Regions from separate parts of the Homo sapiens genome. Here all the other regions are linked to region 1. Evidence: read pairs that join two places in POLR2A ChIA-PET (ENCODE). Cell type or tissue: OCI-LY7. All regions are shown on one strand.

Evidence for each region. ChIA-PET counts read pairs that join two places held together with the same protein. Peaks named below come from ENCODE experiments on the same cell type or tissue, not always from the same donor. Only the 100,000 strongest peaks of a DNase experiment are listed, where the experiment ranks them.
Region 2: POLR2A ChIA-PET joins it to region 1 with 8 read pairs; 3 of 35 experiments call an interaction of 5 or more read pairs at or near these places.
Region 3: POLR2A ChIA-PET joins it to region 1 with 7 read pairs; 28 of 35 experiments call an interaction of 5 or more read pairs at or near these places.

Annotation. Positions count from the first base shown.
Region 1 is chr12:121,787,637-121,791,636 of GRCh38, reverse strand. The region is part of intron 2 of RHOF (ras homolog family member F, filopodia associated); the gene reads left to right. It also overlaps a transcript of SETD1B not described here. Among named protein-coding and RNA genes, the nearest start is that of RHOF, 4.1 kb to the left of the region's middle. RefSeq lists enhancers at 1,185-1,384, 1,465-1,534, 1,661-2,377. In OCI-LY7, a CTCF peak has its summit at 2,375; DNase peaks (open chromatin) are centred at 1,596, 2,046 and 2,306; H3K4me3 peaks cover 1,078 bases; H3K27ac peaks cover 2,968 bases.
Region 2 is chr12:121,469,250-121,473,249 of GRCh38, reverse strand. All of the region lies in intron 12 of KDM2B (lysine demethylase 2B), which reads left to right. Among named protein-coding and RNA genes, the nearest start is that of MIR7107, 27 kb to the right of the region's middle. In OCI-LY7, no CTCF peak of the experiment used is centred here; no DNase peak of the experiment used is centred here.
Region 3 is chr12:121,868,985-121,872,984 of GRCh38, reverse strand. All of the region lies in intron 2 of TIALD (transcript inducer of AURKA lysosomal degradation), which reads right to left. It also overlaps a transcript of HPD not described here. Among named protein-coding and RNA genes, the nearest start is that of HPD, 12 kb to the right of the region's middle. In OCI-LY7, no CTCF peak of the experiment used is centred here; no DNase peak of the experiment used is centred here.

The DNA.
Region 1 (4,000 bases):
GGAGATTCTGGAAAGCTGCAAGTTGCTGTAGGAAGAATTTGTGCTAAGAGCTGCTACCAGAGGGATGGAGGAGCATCCCCTGCTACAGTCACCAGAAGCAGGCGACCACTGGCACCATGGGGATCCCATCCATGGTCCCATCCTGTTCCTGCCATCCTCTTTGGAGTCAGATCTGGGCTTTGACCCCAGCTCTATTGGCTACGTATCATTGGGGATGTCTGGGCCTCAGTTTCCTGATCTGTCATGAGCACTAAGAGGGTCATGAGGATTAAATCAGATTAATATATGATGTCCACCAGCCTGCCCAACATGGTGAAACCCCATCTCTACTAAAAATCCAAAAATTAGCTGGGTGTGGTGGTGGGCACCTGTAATCCCAGCTACTCGGGAGGCTGAGGCAGGAGAATCGTTTGAACCCGGGAGGCAGAGGTTGCAGTGAGCCGAGATTGTGCCATTGCAGTCCAGCCTGGGTGACAGGGCGAGACTACATCTCCCAGCACTTTGGGAGGCTGAGGCAGGAGGATTGCTTGAAGCCAGGAGTTCAAGACCAGCCTGGGCAACATGATGAAACCCCGTCTCTACTAAAAGTATAAAAATTAGCCAGGCGTGTTGGCACATACCTATAGTCCCAGCTACTCGGAAGGCTGAGGCAGGAGAATTGCTTGAACCCAGGAGGCGGAAATTGCAGTGAGTCAAGATCACGCTACTGCACTCCAGCCTGGGCAACAGAGCGAGACCCTGTTTCAAAAAATAAAAATTAAAAAAAATTAAAAAGATCCTCCTACCATCCCTGCCCAGCCCTAGCTCAAGCCTGTGCTTTGGAATCTACGGTGCCATGCCCCAAGCTGACCCCCAGACCCTGCTGCAGCGGGGAGATCTATCTTCCCTGGCAAGTCTCTTCCAAGCAGCAGAGAAGCAGGGCTCAGGGGAGGTGGCTAGCCTCACAGTCTGACAGACCCCAAGGAGGGGCACCCAGGGAGAAGAGATCTGGCTGCTCCCTGTAGGGTATCCCCCCGTGACCAGGGAAGGCTTGCTCATAGGAGGAAATCCCCTGGTCAGTGAGTGCCACCAGGGAGAGCCCAGGTCCCAGTGCTTGTCATGGAGCAAGGCCTGGAAGGTGATGGAATGAATGGGTAGTGGATCCGAATGCCGGAGATGATTCATCTCGGCCTGCAGGTGGACGGCTCTCAGGAGAACAGGACAGAAAGCCATGGCCAGGCGGCCACGTAGAGAGAGGCAAAGGCCAAGAGGGTGAGGGAATGGCCAAGCCAGAAATGAGTCTAGTAAACGTAGTTGTAGAAAGTTCTAGAACCCAATGGGCCACACACAGTGGCGGAAGGGGCATCTTCCCGACTGGTGGCCACCAGAGCTGTGAGACAGGGGTGGCTCTCAGAGGCTGAATTTCTCCACACCCAGGACCAAACGCTGGTCCTGGGCAGGGGCCGGACGCTGCCCACAGGGGCCCTCGTGGAAGGCCCGTGTGGCTGTCTCCCTCCTGAGGAAGTAGTTACAGACACCACAGCGGAGGGAGGGCAGATCGGGTGACGGGGCTCGCAGGGCTCAGAAGGGAAGGGGCGGGGGCCATGGCACTCACTGCTCTGTCGGCCTCACCGGGGCCCTGACATCCTCTGAGGCAGGAAGCTGCGGTGAAGTCTGAAGTTTCCTGGGCCGGGGGAGGCGGGGTGAGGTGGGCTGTGAAGACACAGACGGGAGAGTGAGCTCATCAGGGCCAAGGTGTGGGGTCCAGGGTTAGAGGGGCACAGGATGGGATAGGGGTTGCCCGGGGAGCGGTGGTCCCCTTTTCAGCCTGAGATGGGAACAGAAAGAAAATTGTTAGGCAATGGAGTAGGATTTGCTAAGACAAGGAACCAGGGACAGATGTGTGTTGTGAGCCCCAGAAGCACCGGAGGCCTGGGCTGAGACAAGGCTGGGGTCACCCAGAAGGTGGTCTCAACTCCCAGCTGGGGCTGCCCAGCCCCTGTCTCCCTGGGAAAGCACAGGTGGGCGGCCCCCAGCAGAGTGAGTAAAAGTGGGTTCCTCTTCTGGCAGCTTCACTTCTCATGCTGCCAGTACCCCTCCCTGACCAACGCCGCAGCTGGAGCTGGGGTCCACCCGCCCTGTGTGTCCTCCTGCAGATTTGAGGTCTTTTTTCCTCAACTCTGCTCTGGGCCTTAGAGACCCCTGTCCCTGGAAGCAGGACTTCCTTGGCAAAGCCTCATCCCACCAAGAAAATAGCCCTGTGTGCGGCATGAGCCTCCCTTCCGCCCAGCCCTGCCGCACCGCCTGAGTGCACGTCAGGACGATGGGCGGCTCTAGGGGGAGCCCAGGCCTAGAGACTTCCTCACCAGAAGCACGTGCATCCTTTGCATGTAATTCCTGGGTTTTTTTTTGAGGTGGGGAATGGTTAGAGACAGGGTCTCGCTCTGTCACCCAGGCTGGAGTGCCATAGCATGATCATAACTCATTGCAGCCACAGCCTCTTGGGCTCAAGTGATCCTCCCATGTCAGCCTCCCAAAGTGCTGGGATTACAGGTGTGAGCCACCACGCCTGGTCTACCTGGGCTGTTTTAACCTCTAAGCCCATCTGCAGAGGCTGGATGGGCCCCCTCTGTGACTACGGGCAGGTGACATGGACCCTTTCAGCCCTGGTATCATTTTAGGTAGAATGTGGAGGGTAATGGTATCACCTGGTGGCTGGGAGGCCCCTGAAGCTTCTGGGTCCAAAGATTCTGGGGTTCTGACCACCCACCATGCCAGGCTATTAACTTCTCCTGGAAGTTTCAACAGTAACCACAATAGCAGTCCTCCTGCCTCCCGGCACTGCCCCCCACTCCACCCCTGCCCCTGCACTGCTCCCGCTCTAAGCATTGCCTCCCTTCTCCTGGGCTTTCACCTTCCAGATTAGGGGGAGGGTTATCACTGTTATCACCCCCTCTCCCAGATAAGGAAATTGACACCCAGAGAGGGAAATGTGGGCGTCAATTCGAGATGTGGAGGCTGCCCTGAACAGTCCTGCCCAGAATGTGCATGAGTGAATGGAACCTGACCCTCCTGACTCATATGAGAGAAGGTATTTATTAATAGTACGCTCCCCCATCCCCAAGTGGGCATGGGGTTGGTGCACACGGAAGTAGTCCTCTGCAGGCCTGGTCCCCCCACCACCCCCACGCCCCAAAGGCCCACACTGAATTCTAGGGAAAGCTGGGTTGGGCAGAGTCAAGCCAGGAAGGCAACCTGGAGGAGGTGCTGGAGTCGGAGCTGGCTGCCTCTCCCTTTCCAGAGGCCCTCTTTCTTGAGAGGGCTGACATTTTTCCTCACCTGGTCAGGGCTGGGACAAGTAGGGTGAGGATTCCTTCCTGTTTTCTGGGGTAGGCTAAGAAAAAAAAATACTCCAGTAAGGTCCTCTGTTATTTACAAAGCTTCCCCTTAGCTGTGTGGCCTGGGGCAAGTCACTCCAGCTCTCTGTGCTTCCGTTTCTCAGCCTGTAAAATGGGGCCAACAATAGTGTCTACCTTGTAGGGCTTTTGGGGGAAAGATGAGTTAATCCAGGTGAAGGGCTTTGAGCTAGACCTGGCATGTAACACAGTGGTACACACCTGCGGCCCCAGCTCCTCAGGAGGCTGAGGCAGGAGGATGGCTTGAGCCCAGGAGGTTGAGGCTGGAGTGAGCTATGATCACACCACTGCACTCCAGCCTGAGCAACAGAGCAAACCCCGCCCCCCCCCCCTTTTTTTTTTTTTTTTTTTGAGGCAGAGTCTCACTCTGTTGCCCAGGCTGGAGTGTAGTGGTTCAATCTCTGCTCCACCTCCCCAGCTCAAGTGATTCCCCTGCCTCAGCCTCCCAAGTAGCTGGGATTACAGGCATATGCCACCACATCCGGCTAATTTTTGTATTTTTAGTAGAGACAGCGTTTCACCATGTTGCCCAGGCTGGTCTTGAACTCTTGACCTCAAGCGATCCGCCCGCCTCAGCCTCCCAAAGTGCTGGGATTACAAGCATG
Region 2 (4,000 bases), 320 kb after region 1:
CGGCTAATTTTTTGTAGTTTTAATAGAGATGGGATTTCACCATGTCAACCAGGCTGGTCTCGAACTCCTAACCTCAAGTGATCCTCCTGTCTTGGCTTCCCAAGGAGCTGGGATTACAGGCGTGAGCCACTGCGCCCAACCTGTCATCTCATTTTGAATAATCTTTGGATTTGGGCTTTTGTTTGGAGTCTATGGTCCACAGAACTTCAGATCTTATTTCTCCAAGGTCCTTTTTTGGAGGATGATGGGCTAGACAATGGGATTGGTGCTCTGTTTAGGAAGCAAACCAACAGGGAGATTTTATCTTGTTATAAAAAAAAAATCATTAAATTACAAAATCTTGATTATAGGCCAGAATTAGGCTGGCATTTTACATATATTTAGCTTCTCATGTTTTTATGTGGGGGTGGTTTATAAAGTGAACCCACTTGTGTCATTCAATTTGCCTCGCTGAGCCTTAGTGTGGATTTTGATAGGGAAATGAATAGAGAAGGGAAGTAACTTTCTAAGGTCAGCAAAGGCATTGGGAATGGGGTGAGTGGTGGAAAAACATGTCTCAGATCAATGCCAGTCACCTGTTAAATTAGTTAATTTTTAAAAATCCTGTGCACAGTCACACATCTTCCAGTGAATGTAAATATTTATTGGGTGGTTTTTGGTAACGTAAGGAGACATAATTAGGAGAAGAATTCTCACTTAACAGAAAGCTTAGTCTATTTAGAGTCTATTTATATGATGAATATATGTGGTTTTTAAATGCTTGTGGAACGACTCTCCAGGGGAAAAATAAAAAGCAATTAAGTAACATTAGGAATTTCCTTAAGAGAAATCACTGCAGCCCCTGGTCTGTCCTACTGTCACTGTTCGAATTACAGTTTTATCCAGGTAGCCCTGGAATGCTATGTTAAGTGGTTAGAAAGTTCCTTTTATTTACACTGTGTTAGAAAAATAACTCTCCAAAAGACCTTCTGCTTTTGCCGTTAAGGGGGGCAAGTCTCCTGAAGAGCAGAGACAAATGGTAAAATAATAGTAAAATAACTGAAGCGCGCATTCTCAATTGCTTGTTAGGCATATTACTTGTGTAGGAAGCAACCCTATGCAGGCCTCCTGCTCTGTTACTTTTTTTTGAGACAGGGTGTTGCTCTGTTGCCCAGGGTGGAGTGCAGTGGCATGATCTTGGCTCACTGAAACCTCTGCCTCCCAGGCTCAAGCGATTCTCCTGCCCCAGCCTCCCGAGTAGCTGGGATTATAGGCACGCGTCACCATGCCCGGCTAATTTTTTGTATTTTTAATAGAGACGGAGTCTCACCATGTTGGCCAGGTTGGTCTCGAACTCCTGACCTCAAGTGATCCACGCCCAAAGCCTGGGATTACAGGCATGGGTCACTTCTGTTCCCTTCTTAGGGGCATGTTTACAAATGATGCCCATTGGTCCAGGAGGGTACCAGCCCGTCATTGGTCTCAACATTAAAAGGATCCATTCTGTTTCTCTGCCCTGAGCCTCTGGAAAATGATGTTCCCAAGCTTTAGCTGTGGCCTTTGTGACATGGGCACAAGGAAAGGGGTTTCACGCTGGAGAGCCCCTCCGCTTAGGTAAACCAGAGTCCACGGGGACAGCTGCTGCCCAGTCTGCCCTCCCCATGCCCATTCCTAGAAGTGGGCATGGAGAGGCTGGTGACTAACTCCAAGTGTCATCGTCTTCCTGTTTTCCCTCCTCCCTTCACCTTTGCACATTGCCTGACACGGCTGAGTCTGGGCAAAACCTCTTAGCAGCCAGGGGTCATTTCTGGGTTCTCACTCTCTGATAGGCAGATCAGAAATGTACACGACACCCAGAGAGAAAGCAGAGACATGAGTGACAATTGTGATGGAGGAGGACTCGGCTTCCATCTGTTTTTGTTTATTTCCACATCACATGGTGAAAGTTCTGGATCCAACTGGCTGGGTGGCATCAGCTTTGGGGACCTCTTTCTAAGAATATAAGTTAAGGCTTGGCCCAGTGGAATTGGGGGAGGATTCAGTTTTTAGGGTCGCTAGAAGATGAGGTCAGACGGAGGGAGGGAGGGCCACCCAAAAGCACAGTGTACATGCTAAATTTTAAGTTGGCAATTCTGTTGGGCAAGGGCTGGCATAATTTGTATTGTATATATAGTCCAGCACACTATTAATACAAAACAGATATTGGATAATTGTGTGCACCAGTTAACTATAGGAAATTTGCTTTAGGGAAATAGAGAAGAAGCATTTTGCAAGTGTCAAAAGAGGAATTTGTAAGAGGTGTCAGGACAGTGGCCTTCCTAGTGTTTGGAGGGAACCCACTACGTTATCATGTCCTAACCATGGCCTCCCGGTTCCACAGTTGGCCCTTGCCAGATCAGACAGCAACCTGGCTATCCAAACCATACCTACCCACCTTGGAATTGGATTTGAACTGAGAATACAGAATTAATAGCATGTAGTAAGGGACACTTAATTTTCTTCTGCTTCAGCCTGAGTTTGTCACCAGCCTCATTTGGCATCCTCCTCGTCTCTGGCATGAAGCATTGGAGCGGTGCAGTTGAGAGCCCAGGCTCCAGTTGCCTACAGAGTCAGATCCAGGTCCTTTCCCTTCCTCGCGGCAATGCGCCTCAGTCTCCTCATCTGTCAAGTACCCACCTTATGGGGCTGTTTAAAGGAATAAGTGAGATCATGTCTACAGCAGACTTACCACTGGTCTGGCCCTTTGAACATGCTTAAAGCTGCTGTTATTGCCTGGGCCCTTGGAGGGAGGTCTTTCTCTGGATGGTATTATATAAGAGACTCTGGTCTTGAAAGCCACTCCCTAATTTTCTTTGGGCCTTCATTTCCTCACCTGTGAAGTGAAGGGGTCAGGAGAGACCCCCTTCTATCTCTGAAATGATATAAAGGGAGGAAGGGAGTTTGTGTTAGCGGCAACTTTTTTGTTTGTCCGCACTTTTCCTTTCCGCTCTTTGAGCCATGATAGTTGAGAATTGTGTTTTTTTACTTCCTTAAATTCAGAAGTGAGCTTTTGAGAGTCCTCAAAGGAAATCAACCTCAAGATAATTCTTTTGCTCCTGATTGGTAATGGGAAAAACCTTTGAGAAGAATTCCTGCTTACAGACATCTCTCTCTCTCTCCTTTTTTTTTTTTTTTGAGACAGAATATCACTCTGTTGCCCAGGCTGGAGGGCAGTGGCACGATCTCCGCCCACTGCAACCTCTGCCTGCTGGGTTCAAGTGATTCTTGTGCCTCAGCCTCCTGAGCAGCTGGGATCACAGGTGTGTGCTACCATGACCTGTTAATTTTTGTATTTTTAGTAGAGACGGGGCTTCACTCTGTTGGCCAGGCTAGTCTTGAACTCCTAACCTCAAGCAATCCACCCTCCTCAGTCTCCCAAAGTGCTGGGATTACAGGTGTGAGCCACCGTGCCTGGCCTAGACATTTCTCTTGATGTATTATGTTATTTGGGTGACTCTATACCCCTGTAGGCTTGACCAATCACAATGAAGTGGAAGCATGATTGGCATGTTATGAGCCCCTCCTCTTTCTTTAGAGGCTCCTACTGAGTAGAGTGGCCAGCAAGAGGTCAGATACAAACTTCAGACAACAAGGTAGCCTTTTTTTTTTTTTTTGAGATGGAGTCTCGCTCTGTCGCCCAGGCTGGAGTGCAGTGGCACAATCTTGGCCCACTGCAACCTCTGCCTCCCAGGTTTAAGTGATTCTCCTGCCTCAGCACCCCCACGTAGCTGGGATTACAGGTGCGCACCACCACACCGAGCTAATTTTTGTATTTTTAGTAGACACTGGGTTTCACCATGTTGGCCAGGCTGGTCTTGAATTCTTGACCTCAGGTGATTCACCCTCCTCAGCCTCCCAAAAGTGCTGGGATTACAGGCGTGAGCCACCGCGCCCAGCCATCAAGGTAGCTTTTAAAAAGCTGAGACCTTTGGGAATGGAGTGATGTGGGGTGGGGTGGGGGGGTTAGGGTGTATTCTTTTGC
Region 3 (4,000 bases), 81 kb before region 1:
CCAGTGGTTGTAAATGCCAGAAACCCAACTCAAACTAGCTTAAGCAAAAGGGAAAAAGGTTTGACTCATCCAGGAGCTTGTTTCTGCCTGGAACAAGTTGCTCAGACATCAGGAATCAGCCTATCTTCTCTCAGCTCTGGTTTCTCTGTTCTGGCTTTATATACAAGCATGTTTTCCTTCAGCTGACTCAGGGTTGGCCCCCGCAGCACCACTGGATCAGTGCAGCATACTCAGAGCTCAGAGTGAGCCTCTTTTCTCAAGCAGAAGATCCAGAGCAAATCCATATGGCCAGTTCTGGCCAGGTGCCCAGCCCTGAACCAATCACAGGGATTCTCACTGCCCAGTCCTGGCTCACATGCCCCACCCAAACGACATGAACGGAGCAGGGAAAGGATGGAGAAGGGAGACGCTGTTATGAGAACAGGAGTGGATGCTGGAGAGACAAGAAATTTTAGGCCAGGCACGGTGGCTCATGCCTGCAATCCCAATGCTTTGGGAGGCTGAGGCAGGTGGATCACTTGAGGTCAGTAGTTCAAGACTAGACTGGCCAACATGGTGAAACCCCGTCTCTACTAAAAATACAAAAGAAACTAACTGGTCCTGGTGGCGGGCTCCTGTTAGTCCCAGCTACTCAGGAGGCTGAGGCAGGAGAATCACTTGAAGCTGGGAGGCGGAGGTTGCAGTGGGAGTGCACCATTGCACTCCAGCCTGGGCGACAGAGCAAGACTCCATCTCTTTTTTTTTTTTGAGAGGAGTCTCGCTCTGTCGCCCAGGCTGGAGTGTAGTGGCGTGATCTTGGCTCACTGCAACCTCCGCCTCCCAGGTTCAAGCAATTCTCTGCCTCAGCCTCCTGAGTGGCTGGGATTACAGGTGCCCACCACCACGCCCAGCTAATTTTTTTTTTTTTTGTATTTTTAGTAGAGACGGGGTTTCACCATCTTGGCCAGGCTGGTCTTGAACTCCTGACCTTGTGATCCACCCGCCTCGGCCTCCCAAAGTGCTGGGATTACAGTCGTGAGCCACCGCGCCCAGCCCGAGACTCCATCTCAAAAAGAAAAAAAAGAGAGAAAAGAAATCTCCAGGACACTCCTCAATGCCCCGGTGCCAGGAACAGAGGACATCCTACGGTCCACACCAGCTCCAGTGCTCCCTGGCTTGCACAGTTAGGACACTAAGACTCAGAGGATGCCAGGAGTGGCCCAAGATTACACAGTCTTCAGAGCCCAGGGGTCCTATGTCCCGTGCCACCAACTCTCTGGTCCCTCCCAGCCATCACTGGTGCCTGGTGATACAGCTTCCTGTCACCACAAAGCTCAGACACATGGGCTCTGTACCTCAAGAGATAAAGACCAGCCCCACCTAAGTGGCCCTGCCCAGGATCACCAGCCCTGATAACAAGACTAGCTGGGCACCCGGGCCAGCCTTCACCTGCTCTGGTCCCAGCTGCCCTTGCTTGGGAGAGCTGTGGGGCCTGGCAGGGGAGGGGTGAGGTTCTGTCCATGGACTTCTGCCTCTGAATCCTCACTAGTTCTGCCTGTTTGGGAGTCTCCAGTTGTAGATTGCAGGAAGCAGAGCACAGGGCTATTTGACTGCTTTTAGATGCATTTTTTTTTTTTAATTGAGACAGGGTCTCACTCTGTCACCCAGGCTGGAGTGCAGTGGCATAATCACAGCTCACTGTAGCCTCAACCTCCTGGGCTCAATCGATTCACCCGTCTCAGCCTCCTGAGCAGCTAGGACTACAGGTGTGCCCCACCACACCTGGCTGATTTTGGGGTTTTTTTTTGTAGAAATGGGGTTTTGCCATGTTACCCAGGGTCATGTTGAATTCCTAGGCTCAAGCGATCTGTCTGCCTCGGCCTCCCAAAGTGAGGGGATTACAGCCTAGATCCAATTTTTAAATGTAAAGCTTCTTGGTTTACTTATCTTCCCCAAACCTAATGGAGAATCACAAATAGGCCACTGGGCAATGGCACAGCAGCTCTGGGCAGCTGGGTTTCCAGCCCAGCTCTCTTCCCTGTGCTCACCTAGAGCAGAGCAAGCTTTAATGTTCTGATCACGTTGCATCTCTACTATAAAACCTTCAATAGGCCGGGTGCGGTGGCTCATGACTGTAATCCCAGCACTTTGGGAGACCGAGGCGGGCGGATCAACTGAGGTCGGGAGTTCACGACCAGCCTGACCAACATGGAGAAACCCCATCTCTACTAAAAATACAAAATTAGCCAGGTGTGGTGGCACATGCCTATAATCCCAGCTACTCAGGAGGCTGAGGCAGGAGAATCGCTTGAACCCAGGAGGCAGAGGTTGTGGTGAGCTGAGATCCCGCCATTGCACTCCAACCTAAGTAACAAGAGTGAAACTCTGTCTCAAAAAAAAAAAAAAAAAACCTTCAATAGCTCCCTATTGTCTCAAAGATAAAATCTAAACCCCCTGACAATGAGATCACCCATCCTTGCCTTCTTTTTTTTTTTTTTTGAGACAGAGTCTTACTGTGTCACTCAGGCTGGAGTGCAGTGGCACGATCTCCACTCACTGCAACCTCCGCCTCCTGGTTCAAGTGGTTCTCCCGCCTCAGCCTCCCTAGTAGCTGGGATTACAGGCATGCGCCACCACACCTAGCTAGTAAGCCTCCATCTTCTAATCTGTGAAATGGGGATATGAGAGCACCTACTTAACAGGGTTGTTGTGGATTTAATGAGTAAAGAGCAGAGCATGGAATGTGCTTAGTACAGTGCCTGGCACATAAAACAAAGTGACCAGAAAATGGGAATTTAGTTTGTGTTAACATTATTTTAATTATTTTGAAAAAGTGTGCTGCCTCCAGAGGTAACCATCTGGTGAATCATGTTCCTTCTGCAGAAGATTTTTTCCTTTTAAGCTAAAAAAAAAAAAAAAATCAGCTTACGCTGGGTGTGGTGGTTCATGCCTGTAATCCCAGCATTGTGGAAGGCCGAGGCAGAAGGACTGCTTGAGCCCAGGAGTTCAAGGTTAGCCTAGGCAACACAGGAAGACCCCATCTCTAAAATAATAATAATAATAATAATCAGCCCACTTCTTAGGACACTAAAGCACAAGTGACTGAAGAACAGGTAGATACGCTGGACTTCATCAAAATTAAAAGCTGTTGCACTAAAAATAATACAATTAAGAAAGTGAAGGCCAGGCATGGTGGCTCACGCCAGTAATTCCAGCACTTTGGGAGGCCAAGGTGGGTGGATCACTTGAGGTCAGGAGTTTGAGACCAGCCTGGGCAACATGGTGAAACCCTGTCTCTACTAAAAACACAAAAATTAGTTGGGCCTGGTGGTGGGCGCCTTTAATCCTAGCTACTCAGGAGGCTGAGGCAAGAGAATCTCTTGAACCCAGGAGGCAGAGGTTGCAGTGGGCCGAGAGCCACTGCACTAAAAAAAAAAAAGTGAAAACCTACAAAATGGGGAAAAAATACTTCCAAATATATTCGATAAGGGATTTATATCTAGAATATATTAAGAACTCTTTCCACACCAGTGGCTCATGACTATAATCCCAGTACTTTGGCGGGAGGACCCCCTGAGCCCAGGAGTTCAAGACAAGCCTGGGCAACATAGTGAGACCCCATATCCACCAATTTTTTTTTTTTTTTTTTTTTTTTGAGACGAAGTTTCACTCTTGTCACCCAGGCTGGAGGGCAATGGCGCGATCCTGGCTCACTGCAACCTCCGTCTCCCAGGTTCAAGCGATTCTCCTGCCTCAGTCTCCTGAGCAGCTGGGATTATAGGCGTCTGCCACCATGTCCGGTTAATTTTTGTATTTTTAGTACAGACAGGGTTTCACCATGTTGGCCAGGCTGGTCTCGAACTCCTGACCTCAAGTGATCCGCCTCGGCCTCCCAAAGTGCTAGGATTACAGGCATGAGCCACCACACCCAGCCAAAAAATTGTTTTTAATTGGCTGGGCACAGTGGCACATGCCTGTAGTCCCAACTACTTGGAAGGCTGAGCTGGGAGGATCGCTGGAG